3 separate regions of the Mus musculus genome follow, and regions 1 and 2 are each linked to region 3. Evidence: chromatin contacts called from ENCODE Hi-C or POLR2A ChIA-PET data. All regions are on one chromosome and are shown on one strand. Each heading gives the region's core, a stretch centred on a gene start or an enhancer-like site at or near the end of the contact. The rest is flanking DNA. Distances are from core to core; before and after follow the strand shown.

What was found. A loop is a pair of places that touch in the nucleus more often than their neighbours do. ChIA-PET counts read pairs that join two places held with the same protein, here RNA polymerase II (POLR2A).
Region 1: a loop to region 3 is called in a map of left cerebral cortex, with 2.3 times the contacts of the local background. The contact joins the enhancer-like site here to the promoter of Pwwp3a in region 3. A Hi-C loop is called at or near these places in 5 of 37 maps with a recorded cell type or tissue (gastrocnemius, heart, left cerebral cortex and 1 more). POLR2A ChIA-PET finds 5 or more read pairs at or near these places in 4 of 5 experiments (Patski and embryonic stem cell).
Region 2: POLR2A ChIA-PET joins it to region 3 with 24 read pairs in Patski. The contact joins the promoter of Gamt here to the promoter of Pwwp3a in region 3. POLR2A ChIA-PET finds 5 or more read pairs at or near these places in 4 of 5 experiments (Patski and embryonic stem cell).

The regions. Positions count from the first base shown.
Region 1 is chr10:80,187,938-80,192,790 of GRCm38, reverse strand. Efna2 (ephrin A2) reads right to left here. Exons shown (of 4, transcript NM_007909.3): 3 at 4,284-4,349; 4 at 2,781-4,122. The coding sequence ends at 4,001. Among named protein-coding and RNA genes, the nearest start is that of Efna2, 11 kb to the right of the region's middle. Within about 2 kb of position 1,875, at least 2 of the 3 ENCODE cell types and tissues checked have a DNase peak (open chromatin) inside an H3K27ac peak, as active enhancers do; they include heart and left cerebral cortex, where a contact is called at or near this core.
Region 2 is chr10:80,259,757-80,264,322 of GRCm38, reverse strand. Gamt (guanidinoacetate methyltransferase) reads left to right here and starts at 3,311. Exons shown (of 6, transcript NM_010255.4): 1 at 3,311-3,602; 2 at 4,410-4,555. The coding sequence starts at 3,422. It also overlaps a transcript of Dazap1 not described here.
Region 3 is chr10:80,225,205-80,229,500 of GRCm38, reverse strand. It overlaps Pwwp3a (PWWP domain containing 3A, DNA repair factor), which reads right to left and starts at 2,903. Exons shown (of 14, transcript NM_023431.5): 1 at 2,797-2,903; 2 at 1,063-1,179; 3 at 421-506. The coding sequence starts at 1,119.

The DNA of each region.
Region 1 (4,853 bases), core at 626-3,125, 36 kb after region 3:
TGCACATAAGGCCAACGGAACCGCCCTCTTGGGGTTCCGTTTTCCATAGATGGGGTTAGGACCCTTCTTAGAGGACCCAGGTGGGGTCCTTCCCTCTCTTAGGACTGGTCTGTGGGCCTGTAAGTGTGGAGGGTGGAGATAGGGGAGCCCGGAACAGAGATTGGGTCCCAGGCCTACAGAACCCACCGAGCAGCCTGGTCCCCAGCCCTTCCTCCTCCCACCACCCTCCTACCTACTGCCCTGGGTTCAATAAAAATGGAAATGCCTGCCTCTGTGCAACAGGAGTGGCTTGTGGGAGAGCCCCAGAAACCCTATTCACCAATGGCTGGGGGATGCAGCTCTCTTCCAGCACCTGCAGGGGTTCCAGGAGGCGTCTGACCCCAAGACTGAGAACCCAACCTTTCCCAGACCTCCTCTATCCCACTCTGCACCTACCTTCAGAGGCCACACCCCTCCCACCCAGGACTTGCTTCCAAGCCCCGCCCTATCTGACCCCAGCCCCGCCCTCAATGAGTGTTTGCTACCCCCTCCTGAGACCAGGCATCCCCTGAGGGGAAACATGATTAGGGGTCTGAAGCCCCAGGTCTATGCACGTCCCTATGGGACACAGGGTAGTTGTGTCAACTGTGGTGATACACGGTTCCCTAGTGGCTTCGGGCTGTGTCTGGGTGGCCCCTGCAGCTCTATTCCAGGACAATGGAATAGCCCCAGATGCCAGGTGCTGAGATGGAGGAGAGGCACACCATAGGGCCTCACTTAAAGCTTACAAGGAGCTCTGACCTGACCATGAGAAATGAAATGATTTTTCATTTAATTTTATATTTTTACTTATTCACATTACAAGAGAGATGAAATTTTTTATTTATTCATTTAACTTTTTCATTTTTTCTTTTCATGCAAAGGCTTATTTGTTTCAAACGGGGGCACTTGCTATGTAGTCAAGGCTGGCCTCACTCACTGCCTCAGTCTCCCGCCTCAGCCTCCCCAGGACAATTTGTAATAAATGCTCTTTTTTTCTTTCTTTTTGATCATGCGGCTTTGCCTGCATAAACATATACAACGTGTTTTCAGTCGGTCAATGAACATCGATTGAGGGCTCACTGTGTACCAAATGTATTCTTAGTGGCAGGAAGGAAGGAAGATGGCGCTGGATCCTAACCCACGGGGGCAGAGGGTCTAAAGATAAAAAGAAAAGAAATATCCACACAAAGGAGATTTAGTTATACAAGAGAAAAAAAAAAATCCAAGCTGAGAGTCGCACACAGCTGCTACCCCAAGCACTGGGGTAGAAAGAATCTGGAATTCGTATCATCCTGGGCTACATAGCAAGGACAGCCTGGTCTACCTGAGACCTTGTTTCCAAATGAAAAGAAAAAGAGAAGGAGAGAGAGAGAGAGAGAGAGAGAGAGAGAGAGAGAGAGAGAGAGAGAGAGAGAGAGAGAGAGAGAGAGAATAAAAGAAAGAAAAGAAGGGCGTGGCGTTCGTTTGGGGGCCGGGGGTCTAGGAGGAAGTGGGTGCTGTCTTCAGTTGCTGGGACAAGGGAGATCTGATGGGCCTGAGCCGCCATCAGGATCCTGGGGGACCTCGAGCCTTGCTGTCCCCCACGCCACCACCCCCTGTCCACGGCGGCTACCGAGGCGGCAGTAAAGGGCTGCGGGAGAGAGATTGCTTCTCTCTGGAAGCTTCAGGTGGAAAAGACAAAGACGCGGGACCAGCATACCGATGCCGCCGCGCTGCGCCTGGGTGGGGGGGCGAGGGTGGGGGCGCCCCGGGGCGGAAGGACAAGGGACAAGTCCTGAGTTTCCGGCCTCGGACACCAGCACTGGCCCTGGCTGGACAGCGGCACACGGAGAGATCCCTGCGCCCGGGTCCCCAGTTGGGTCACAGACTTGCATGGCCTTGCCTGGCTTTTGCACGGACTCTGCAGCTTGCGCTTGGGGGTCCTCGGTGAAAGGGGGCCCTTCTTCATTCTACAGGGGCTCACTCTGTAGCCCAGGCTGGTCACGAACGCCGACATTCCCCTGCCCCTGCCTCTGGAGCCCTGGCTCGTTGGTAGCGTTGCTCTCGGGATCCCCTCTGAGCCTAGCACTCGTCCTCGGTGCGGCCGGGCCTCTCCAAGGCCACGTCCGCCGTCGGTCCGCCTCCGTGGGCAGCGCCGGCCGGGCTGCGGACACAAGGTCCTTTGTACGGTCCGCGGCCTCATTAGGAAGCGTCCCCCGTTGCAGGGCCCAACGCGGCTGAATTAATGCGCTCGGAGCGTCGCCTCAGCTAACTGTGCCGGCGCTGCGGGTGACACGCTGGCGAGGGGAGACCGCGGGGATCCCAGGCTCGCCGTCGGATCACCTGTCGCCCATGAGCCCAAGTGGGGCTTAGCTGGGGACTCCAGGTCTCTTTTCTCTCAGAGAGACATTTTAAAATTGCTACAGCTCACACCCCTGAGTCAGATGGGGAAACTGAGTCTCAGCAATGTTTATTTATTGTGTATTCGCCTGTGGGAGCGCGGGCACAAAGACCAGGGGCGACATCGGTGTCAGTCTCACCTCCCACCGCGCTGTCTTTTGTTTGCCGGTGCTCGCTACCGCTGGCCTGAATAGCCTCAGCCGCCATGTGCCACCCAGCCGCGGGTGACAGGCCGACAGGCCCGCCATCAAGGTGGACCCTCCCAGTAAGTAACCGTGAGAGCAGACAGGAAGCAGCGGACCCTGTCCGCAGCCAGGGGACTCCCCGGAACCCCCAACTCTGTCGGAAATCTAGCACACCTGTAACAGAGAGGCCCACGCTTAACAGTTTGTCCATTTTATTATAAAAAAATACAGACTTCAAAGCTGATTGTGATGAGGGGGCCGGGCCACCCGTCCCCCGCCCCTAGAAAAGCCCCAGCCACCACTCGCCATGGCGGCCATCCACAATATATATTTATATAGAATATATAGAAAACAGAGTGAGGAAACGTGGGTAGAAATCCGAAATCCGTATAAACGTGTGGTGTGGCCAGCTTCACTCAGTCCTTTGCCTGCTGTATTTTTGGTAGGTAGCTCCCCTTCCTTTCCAGTCCTGTATTTTTTTTCCTTCTTCTTTTTTTTTTTTTAATTTTTTTTGTTATAAACATTACTAGGTCACATGATCAAGGGGGAGGGCTCCAACGGAACAAAAAAAAATGAGTTTATTGCAAAGTGTTGCTTCTATCCTAAAAAGTCCACCCCACTCCCCCCACCAAAATAAATGACCCCTTGAATTGAAGGTCGGAAAAAAAATTTTTTTTAAAGAATTTCCATTCTGTCCTTAAGAATACATTAAAATAAATCACAGTATACACTTGCTGGTTTCTATTTACAGAAATAAACCGACAACGTCCCGGCTGGCCCCGGGGATGGTTGTGCCTGGTGGGGGGGCCCGGAGGGGCGAGTTGCGAGGGCTGAAGGGTTTCTGAGATGATGTGGGAGTGGGGCCCGAGAGTGGCTGGAAGAAGAGTGGGGGATGGCACCCCCAGAGTCCCCGAGAGGGGCTGGCACCGTGCGCCCTTTCTGGCTCAGGCTTGCCTGGCCTGAGGAATGCAAGGCAAGTCCGCGGTGGGCTCCATCTGGGACCCAAATAACAGGACACAGAAGAAAGGAGCAGCTGGAGGCCCCTGGATCTCCGGTATTCCAGGAAGGACAGAGATGGCTTCACCTCATCCCTGTGGCTTGTTCCCTTCCCAGTGTCACCAGCAATGTCAGGGAATAAATTAAATTAAAAGAAAAACCTTAAGTCTTTCCGACTGTAATTAAACAACACTGGATGGCCCTGGTGGCCCTGGTGAAAGCGAGTCAGCCTTGGGGGGGGGTCTTCTCCTCAGGCATTGGGACCCCATGTTGCATCCCAGGGACGGATGGATGGCCTCCTCCGGCGGGACAGCACCATGAAAGAGAAGCAGCAAGGATTTTGTCTCGGAGGTGGCCGTGGCAGGTCAGAGGGCAAAGGTCACGGGGTCCAGGTGGGGCTGGTGTTCTCCGGCCTGACACTAGGAGCCCAGAAGGGACCACAGCACAGGGACGGTGGTGAGGAAGAGGTGGCAGCCACCCAGGCCGCTGCAGGAGCTGTTACTGGTGAAGATGGGCTCTGGAGCCTCATACAGGGTCTCATCTGTGAGCACAAAAGGGGACAGGTTGTCAGCCAGTTCTGGCTATGCACTCTCAAAGGTCCCAGGATTGGTAGTCCCCGACCCCCAGCTCTTTGGATTAGTCATGGGGTCAAAGGGAGGGTAAGGGGACCTGAGTCTCTTCCATACCCCTACTGACACTTACTGGTTGGACGCACATAAACCTTGAGTCGCAGGCAGGGTCGGTCCACGAGGTTGGGAGGTGTGGCAGCTGGAAAAGAGGGCACATGCTGGGGCTGTATGCTCCCTTCTCCACACTGCTGACCTTACCCACAGAACTCCTAACCATGTGTTAAAACCCCAAACACAATGCCCTATGGTTTTTGGGAAGTCTCTTTCATGTTTCCTCCACCCAAACCTGACTCCAAAGGCTGAGTTATGTCTCAGACCAACCAGCCTAACCCTGGCAGGACAGGGTAAGATTTATTTATTTATCTATTTATTTACTCAGGCTGATTTGCCACAGGGTCTCTTTATGCAGCCCTCGCTGTTCTGGAACGCTCTATGTAGTCCAAACTAGCTTGAAAGTCAGAGATCCCCTTGCCTCTGTCTTCCACGTGTTGGGATTCAAGGCCTGCACCACTGTGCCTAACCTAAGGTGAAGTTTGAAGCAAAATAAAAATAGAGCAAAGTAGGAGCCGAGGAGGTGGCTTGGTGGGTACAGCGAGCAAGCAAGCAAGTGAGCCCTGGGACCCGAGTTTGGATCCCAGCATGC
Region 2 (4,566 bases), core at 2,062-4,561, 34 kb before region 3:
AAAGGTATATAAAGCTGGGCAGTGGTGGCGCACACCTTTAAACCCAGCATTTGGGAGGCAGAGGCAGGTGGATTTCTGAGTTCAAGGCCAGCCTGGTCTACAGAGTGAGTCCCAGGACAGGCAGGGCTACACAGAGAAACCCTGTCTCGAGAAAACAAAACAAACAATAATAATAATAATAATAATAATAATAATAACAACAACAACAACAACAACAACAACATAATAAGTAAGTGAATAAAACGATGTAATGGCTCAGTTTGTTGAGCATCTTTCTAGGCTAAAGAGCTGGGTTCCATCCCCAGACTACTTAAAACAGTCATGGCAGTGCAAACCTGTCATCCCAGCGCTCAGGTTGGAGAGGAAGACTGGGAATTCAAGGTCAGCCTCCCTTGGTCAGCTATATAGTGAACTAGAAGCCAGCTGAGGTACACAAGACTTTCTCAAACAAAAACCAAAACATACATACAAGCAAACAAACAAAGCCTGAAGCAGGGCAGTATTGGTGCACACTTTTAAACCCAGCACTTGGGAGGCAGAGACAGGCTGATCTCTGTGAATTAAGTACAGCTAATATACAGAGTGAGTTCCAGGACAGCCAGGACTACACAGAGAAACCCTGTCTAAAAGGAGAAGGAGAAGGAGAAGAAGAAAAAGAAGAGAAGGAGGAGGAGGAAAAGGAGGAGGAGAAGGAGGAGGAGAAGAAGGAGGAGGAGAAGAAGAAGAAGAAGAAGAAGAAGAAGAAGAAGAAGAAGAAGAAGAAGAAGAAGAAGAAGAAGAAGAAGACGACGACTTTGAATTTGAGAGTGACCTGGGTCCTAGTCTCTATGTCAGTAGAACATAATATAATAACAGCAAAGTATAACAAGCAACAATTCATTTCTGTGCTGGGTATAACAGCTCAGATTATAAAAAACAGTCCAAAGCTTTTGTTTGGAGACAGAGTCTTCCTATGTAGCCCCAATTGTCCTGGAACTCATAGAGATCTTGCTGTCGCTGACTCTGGAGTGCTGAGATGACAAAGCTACCCATTTTCTGCTTTAATTAGACCACATGAGATCATCAGAAGGCCACTCAGAGGAGTGGCGCAGTGGACCTAGAATTCAGTGGGGGAAGTGCTCTCCTGGCAGGCACAATGCCCAAGACCCTTCATGAGCTGCAGAAACCGGGCATAGCAGTACACATTGTTGATCCTGGCACTGGAGAGGTGGAGGAGGCAGGATCTGGAATTCGAGGTCATCCTTAGCTGTGTGAGAGTTTGAAGCTATCTTGGGCTACATGAGAACCTGTTTCTTCCAGAAGACCAAAGTTTGATTGTCAGGACCCAAGTGGGAAATCACAATGCCAGTGACTGCGCCTCAGGTGGTGCACAGGGATGAGACACCAAGTACATTAAAAAATAAAAAACAGCGGGGCGTGGTGGCGCAGGCCTTTAATCCCAGCACTCGGGAGGCAGAGGCAGGTGGGTTTCTGAGTTTGAGGCCAGCCTGGTCTACAAAGTGAGCTCCAGGACAGCCAGAGCTATAAAGAGAAACCCTGTCTCGACAAACCAAAAAATAAAATAAATAAAAAAACAAACCAAAACTCCCAAAAGTGCTAACTGTTGCGGTTCTAAATTGGAGCCCTGGTCTCCACTCCTGTTTTTAGCAGTTTTCCCCACCTGTAAAATGAGGGCACCAACAGTTATTGCTGTAACATCTTCTAAGGATTAAGAGTGTCACTGCTTTTCCAGCAGTTCTTAGAAAAATCATCAGATCGCTACACCTAACATGTCCAAGTGACCCAGTAGTAAGCTAGAGCTGCTGAATGACAGGTATGGATTAGAGCAGCTGAGAGAGGGCCGGCTTCTTGGACCTCACCAGGCCAATGAATGTCTAAACTTGAGGCATTCAGCCAGGCATGGTGGCATACGCCTTTAAATCCCAGCAGTTCAGAGGTAGAATCAGGCAGAAATCTGTGAGTTCGCGGCCAACTTGTTCTCAATAGCAAGCTCCAGGCCAGTCAGGAGCTCCTGTCTCTAAATAAACGGATAAATAGAAATAAAAAAATCAACTTGGGCCGGGCCTGGTGGCGCACGCCTTTAATCCCGGCACTGGGGAGGCAGAGGCAGGTGGAGTTCTGAGTTCGAGGCCAGCCTGGTCTACAGCGTGAGTTCCAGGACAGCCAGGGCTACACAGAGAAACCCTATCTCGAAAAACCTAAAAAAAAAAAAAAAAAAGAATCAACTTAGAGGAGCATCGTGGACGACACGCTGAGATCAGGAAGTTTCACAGCCTCTTCAAACAGTAAATCCAGTACCCTTGCGAGCCAGCCAGGCAAATGCAGAAAGTCAAGCCTCATTCCAAATGTGGTGCCAGGGAGCTTGCCCCGCCCCTCCAGAAGCCACAACAGTGCACGTGCCAGCATATGGTACTCTCCATGGCACTGGGACCACTGGTAGTCTCTAAACGTCCCTCCTTGCACCGCAGGCACTTCACCCCTCATGGCTCCAACTTCCTGCCTAGATAACTTGGCCCCGCCCAGGTCCGCAGGCTCCGCCCCATTCATAGTAAAAGGATGGACTCAGCTGGACTCCACAATTACCCTATCCTCAGGCCCCGCCTCCTTGGCGCCAGCCTCAGCTCTAGCGGAAAGCTAGGCCCCGGATCCTGTTTTGCCTCTACCAGGCTGGGCCCCACCCGTGAAAGAAGACTAGGCTTCGCCAGTAGCAGAACGCTTGGATTTCATCCTATCCCATAAACACCTACCCCATGGCTCTGTCCTCATCCGTAGCAGAAGGCTGGACACCACGGTCTCAGCCGGCTGGCCCCGTTCCTTAGTTTCGTCTCTCATACTTAGCAGAATGGTGACCCCACCCCATTGCTCCGGCCCCGCCCCTAGCAGAAGGCTGGACTCTGTCCTACCATACAGGCTCCATCCTGTATGGCTCCTGCCTGCATTCCTCATAGAAGTCTGGATTCTGTCCCAACCCACAGCTCTGGCCCCATCCATAGCAAAAGATTGGACTCCTCCCCAGCCCACCAGTGCAGGACCTATCCCATTCCGTAGATCCGCCCCTCAGAACTTTACTTTGGGCTCCAGCGAGTAGCCCCGACCGTGAGCACGCTCCACCCTGTCCCTCAGCTCCATCCACCCAGGCCCAGCCCAGTGCCAGGCTGGACCCCCTCCCAGAGCAAGGGCCAACCCTCTTCTAATGACTGGACCCACCCTAGCCCAGAAAAGCCCCGCCCCAGCGAGTAGGCCCCGCCCACACGGCTCAGCCACGGAGTTCTTTAGGGCGCATAGGCCCCGCCCCCGCCTCAGGCTCCCACCCACTTGAGTGCAAGGCTAATCTCTGTGCAGAGGCACCGCCCCACTCCGCCTCCACCGGCCCCGCGGCTCCGCAGCCCTGCGCTCCCGGCCTGGTTTGCACAGCCTCACCATGAGCTCTTCTGCAGCTAGCCCGCTCTTCGCGCCCGGCGAGGACTGCGGCCCCGCGTGGCGCGCGGCCCCCGCGGCCTATGACGCGTCTGACACGCACCTGCAAATCCTGGGCAAGCCAGTGATGGAGCGTTGGGAGACCCCCTATATGCATGCGCTAGCGGCGGCTGCTGCCTCCAGAGGTACTCTGCCAGAGGAAACTGAGGCTGCAGCTTAAAAGAGCAGGAGCTCCCATGCATGTTGCAAGTCTCAGTTTCCTTGCCTGAGGCACTGAGCTGCCTTGGGGCTACCTTGGTCGGGAAGGGAAGGGTATTTGCAAAAAGTGGACGCAGGAAAGAGGTCCCGGCTCCGAACTGGAACTTCCTCTCCCAGGGAAGATTTCTACTTCCCGGGGCTGGGTCTTCGGACCACAGTCGAGTGGAACTTAATAGAAAGAGCGAGAAAGAGCAGAGGGGCGTGAGGCTTGTGCTTGTCGGGAACCTCCGAGTCTCCAGGGGCTGTTGCTAAGAATAGCTTGGGAAAACTGAGCAGAGAGGCAGCTGTCCCGGTGCTGTGGCCCTGAACTTCTGTACAAGGGGTGGTGTCTGAGGCACCCCAGCTTCAAACAGGGCAGATGGGCAGTGAGTGAGTGGACTTCAAAGTTCACCCAAGGCAAATGAGGACTTGGTATTAGGTGCAGAATGAAACGTGGAGGGGCTGCAGGTGTAGAGCCTCCAAGCCAGGCTTGGCCCTTTCTCACAGATTAGAGCACAAATCGCGTGGGCAGGGGCTCAGAGTCCAGGGATCCCTGGGGCCAGGCCCTGGGCTCCCAGGCTAGCCGCTCTGATTGGCAGCTGGCCCGAGCCCACACTCTGCTGTTACTTTGTTCTGTCCACCCACATGGTCCTGCTGGCTGGCTGGCTGGCTGGCCTTGAGGCAAGTGTGAGCCAGGCCTCACATCTAAGTCCCCCTCCCCCACCCAAACCAGCTGTCATGTTTTGTCCTCCTAGGGGGCCGGGTCTTGGAAGTGGGCTTCGGTATGGCCATTGCAGCCTCCAGGGTGCAACAGGCCCCCATAGAGGAACACTGGATTATTGAGTGCAATGATGGGGTCTTCCAGCGTCTACAAGACTGGGCCCTGCGGCAGCCACATAAGGTACCTTCTGC
Region 3 (4,296 bases), core at 1,654-4,153:
GTCACCAGGTGCAAGACAACAGAGTCCTGCCGCCCATCTGCCTTTCCAGTACAAAAAAAAAAAATCTTTTTTCTTCTTGGAACAGTGGGTCTGGCACAAGCAGATCAGAACCAAGTCCTTGGTGGGAGCGGAGACCCCAGGATAGATCCCTGGGAATAATTCCTATCTATCTGCCCTTGAGACCCCGCTTCCTGCAGCTCCCCTGCACCTCATAGACTAAAATCTCCAACCTGAAATGTGTGTCAAATAAAATCTATTGTCCTCCCTCTAAGATTCTCAGCGTGGAGACACAGAAGCAGAGAACTCCTAAGCCCAGCAGAAACAGGCTTCTCTTTCTTCTGTGAGAAGAGTATCAGAAACCTCAGACAGAAGGGGAGAGACAGTATTAGGAAAACAAAAACAAAAACAAGCACACTTAACTTTTCCTTCAGCGAGAGTATCTGAACATCTAGGAAGAATTCCTTCTTTTTCTTGTTTTTTGCTGAAGTCTCGGTTCTGGCCAAAACCTAAGTGTAAAAAAAGTAGAAATAAAAATAAAAAAGAACTCTTGTTATGGCAGTGGAGGGACAGACAGCGGGAGCCTTTCCCGGGTGGCAGCCACAGGATTAGCAGAGACCTGATGTGAACTCTTATTCAAGTATAAACTGAGGCACCGGAGCCCTAGGCCATCCCAGGACAGGGCAGGAGCTCAGCACTTCCTCTGACTTGCTAGAAGGAACACCCCAAACACTACAGTTATTCCTGTCTGGGGCTCCTAGCAAGGCACTCCCTGTGGTCACAGCCTTCTGAGCCTTTTTATAGATGACTCTTTTTTTGTTTTTTTTTTTCCCCCTTAGTGTGAGAAATAATTAAAGACAATTCTGGATCTAGGGCCTCCTAAGCGCCAGACCAAAACCCCCTGGAGTGGAGGGAACCCTGGGACTCGTGCCAGCAGATCCCAGTGCCGAGCATTCAGGCTCGGCTCTCTCTCATAGTTACTCTGAGGAACAGAGCCTGATGAAGACTTTATTGTCACCAAAAGTCATTTCTAATTCCTGAAATTAAGAGAATAAGGGCTGTCACCTTCGCAGGCCACAGTCGCTTCCCCCATCGGCAGAGGACATACTTGGCATCCGTCATGACTCAGAAAGGAGTATCTGGGCGTGCGGTGGTACAGGCTTGACTGAGGCCAGAGGTCCCCTGCAATGAAATGTGTTTTAGAAAGGTGCTGCTTGCAGCAGTGAGGTTCACACAGACACAATCTTCCAGGGCAGAGGCTAGCCGCACACCCAGCTTCTAGGACACAGGTCAATTCAGAGCCTGGTCTTGAGACGTTGGGCAAAGAGCCAAGTGACAGTCAAGTGCAGGGCCCTGGAATTTGAGGAAATGTCTTGTTTTCTGTAAATAAAATTTAACAGATCCCCTCTTTAAGGTTGCACGCAAACTATGCTGCAGCAGCAAAGCTCACAAGCCCTCCCTGCCTCGGGCCTGAAGGGTGGCTGCAGCACACACCACACTCCACATACCCCATTCCCTGGAAGGACAGGGACAGATGCAGGGTTCTGGCAGAAGCAGCCAGGGCTGTGAACAGAAATGGAAAGATGGGGGAAGGGGGACCAAAGCAGCAGGAAGGACGGCAGGAACAAGGGAACTACCAGCAGAAACAAGGGTTTATGTAGTAGAAGGGATCGTAGAAGCAGGAAAGGTTTTCCAGAGGGATTACAGGCAGCAGAGTTGGGGGAACAGGGTTCCCAGCAAGGATGGGAGTTCATTAAAGCAGGGTGGGGTTTCAGGAGATAACAAGGGCTCTGCAGCGTTATGGGAACTCAGACAACAAAAGATGAGGCTCAGGTAACAAGGACTGGGGTTTGGGCAGCAAATATGTCCATAGCAAAGAAAGAGGTTCAGGTAGGAGTCAGGTAAAAGAGGTGGGGTTTGCAGTAGGGAAACAAAGATGGGGTTCACAGAGGAACTGAGATTCAAGCTGCAGAAACTTGAGTTCAGCAGGAAATATAGGGTTTACAGCAATGAATGGGAGGTCAGGCTAGAGGGAGTTTGGGCGCGGAGACTGCGATTCTGACATGAAACTCAGAGTTCACAACAGGGATAAGGTTCGAGCAGCAAATTGGGGGCTTAGACTGCAGAGAGGGGGTCAAAGGGAAGAAATAAGGCAAGAAATCCAGAATTTTCAGCAAGGACATAAATTCAGGCTGCTGAGACAGGGTACCAAGCAGTAAATTCACGATTCAGGCGGCACGGGGTGTGTGTGTGTATGTGTGTAATGTTGGGTTGATACTGCAGAGGTCGAGGTATCCGGTCAATAAGGGGCCTCCAGCAGGAAACTCGGGGTCTTAGCAAGGACACGGGTTCAGGCTGCAAAAAAGGGGTATAAGGTAGGAAACTCGGGGCTCAGGTTGCAGAAGAGAGATATAAGGCCGGAAATACGGGGTTCAGGCTGCAGAAGATAGGGATCAGGCCGGAAATACGAGGCTCTCGGCAGGGATGGGGCTCAGGCTGCAGAGAAGGGGACTTAGGTCAGAAACACAGGGTTTGCACCAGGAAACGAGGTTCTCAGCCCCCCAGGGGCCTCGGCCGCACGTGGGCCCTGCGCAGAACCGGACGCGGCCCAGCTGGTCCAGCCCAGCCGCCGCCCTTCCCCAGGCTCTCCGCCTGCACCCCGCCCGGCCCTCCCCAGGCCGCAGCGGGCTCACCCACCCAGCCCGCCTGACGCGGCGTCCGAGCCTGAGCGACCAGGCCGCGGCGGTCCCAACGGCGGAAGCCCGCCCGCCAACCGCCGCCGCAAGCCCGCGCGCTCACCGCCTCCGCCGCCGCGCAGATCCCCGCGGGCTAGGGGCGGGGCCTGCCTCACAGCGGCGCCGAGTCCCGCCCGCGCCGCCGCCCAATGGGAACTGCGTACCTGCGCCTCGACCCCGCCCCCCAAGAGCGCGCCACCTCCTGCGGGCCACGCCTCAGCCCATCGGTCACGCCCTCCACCGCCTTCCCTCCTGCCCAACTTGTGGAGTGCGCGGCGAGGGCTCCCCCTGGGCCCGAGGCAGGGTAGACCGGGAGGCCCGCTCCAAGTCCCACCCCCCGCTGCTGGCCAATAAGAAGATGGAGCTCACATCATGGCCCCTCCCACAGACGGCGGCGGCCTCCCTAGACCACGCCTCAGCCCGTAGTCCACGCCCCAGTTTTCCTACATCCTGCAATGGTTCCTGAGACGGAAAGTGGGCCCTTTTTCCAGACAGATTTCCGCCTGCGAGCAGCTATGCGAAGACAGAGGGGGGTTGGGAAGGCGAAGGCCTCACGAGCTCCTCACAGACTTCTAGTACCTTCCAGCTTCCGAAGTAACCCGATTCCCACCCCAGAAGGAAGTTATCCCACCTATGTGGGAAAAAAAAAAAGCCATCCAGTGAGGATGCCCAAGTCCTGAAGTGGAAAATAGAATGTGAGATGGCCTCATACCTAGGTCCCCAAGCATAGTCAGCGACTGGGAGGGAGGGGGGCTGCATCCAGGACCTGTATCCATGGACTTTTCTAGAACTGGAAGTTTCCAGTTTGGCTGCCGACAAATGTTTTTGTTTTTGTTTTTTTGAGACAGGATCTTTCTGTATAGCTGTGGCTGTCCTGGTACTCACTTTGTAGAGACCAGGCTGGCCTCAAACTCTACCTGCCTCTGCCTGCCAAATGCTGGGATTAAAGGCGTGTGCCACCACTGCAGGTGAGGTTCACACTCAAATTCTTAACTAAGGCAGTTAGGCTGCTCACCTGAGCAATGTCACTGACCTGGTCTCTCATGACTGTTTTTCCTTTTTAAAATGGTTTACTTATTCCCATTTCATGCGCATTGGCGTTTGCCTGCATGCATGTCTGTGTGAAGCCATCAGATCTTGGAGTACTACAGGAAGTTGTGAGGGGCCACGTGGGTGCTGGGATTTGAACCTCCATCCTCTGGAAGAGCCATCTCTCCAACCTAAGTGTTTTTCTACTGTGCTTATTACAGATGGAGAACAAGTGTTGTTGTTGGCCACAGAGGTGAGATGACGGGCCTGCACCCTGGGTGTCATTAGGATGGTGGCTTGTGCCACAAGTGACATGGGGTCAGGAATCCCAGGCCCAGAAGCTTAGATGGCAGTACTAGGGTCTCCTGACAGCACTGGCCAAAGTGGGCAGTGTGTGTGTGTTCTAGGCCACTGATTCTCAGGTAATTCTCTTGAAGTGAGGATTGTCACATTGTCACCACCAAGCATTACTGGTCTGCATAAGCTTGGAGGTTATGCGTGGTGGAGGGGATGTGGGTGAGTGGGTGGTGTGAGC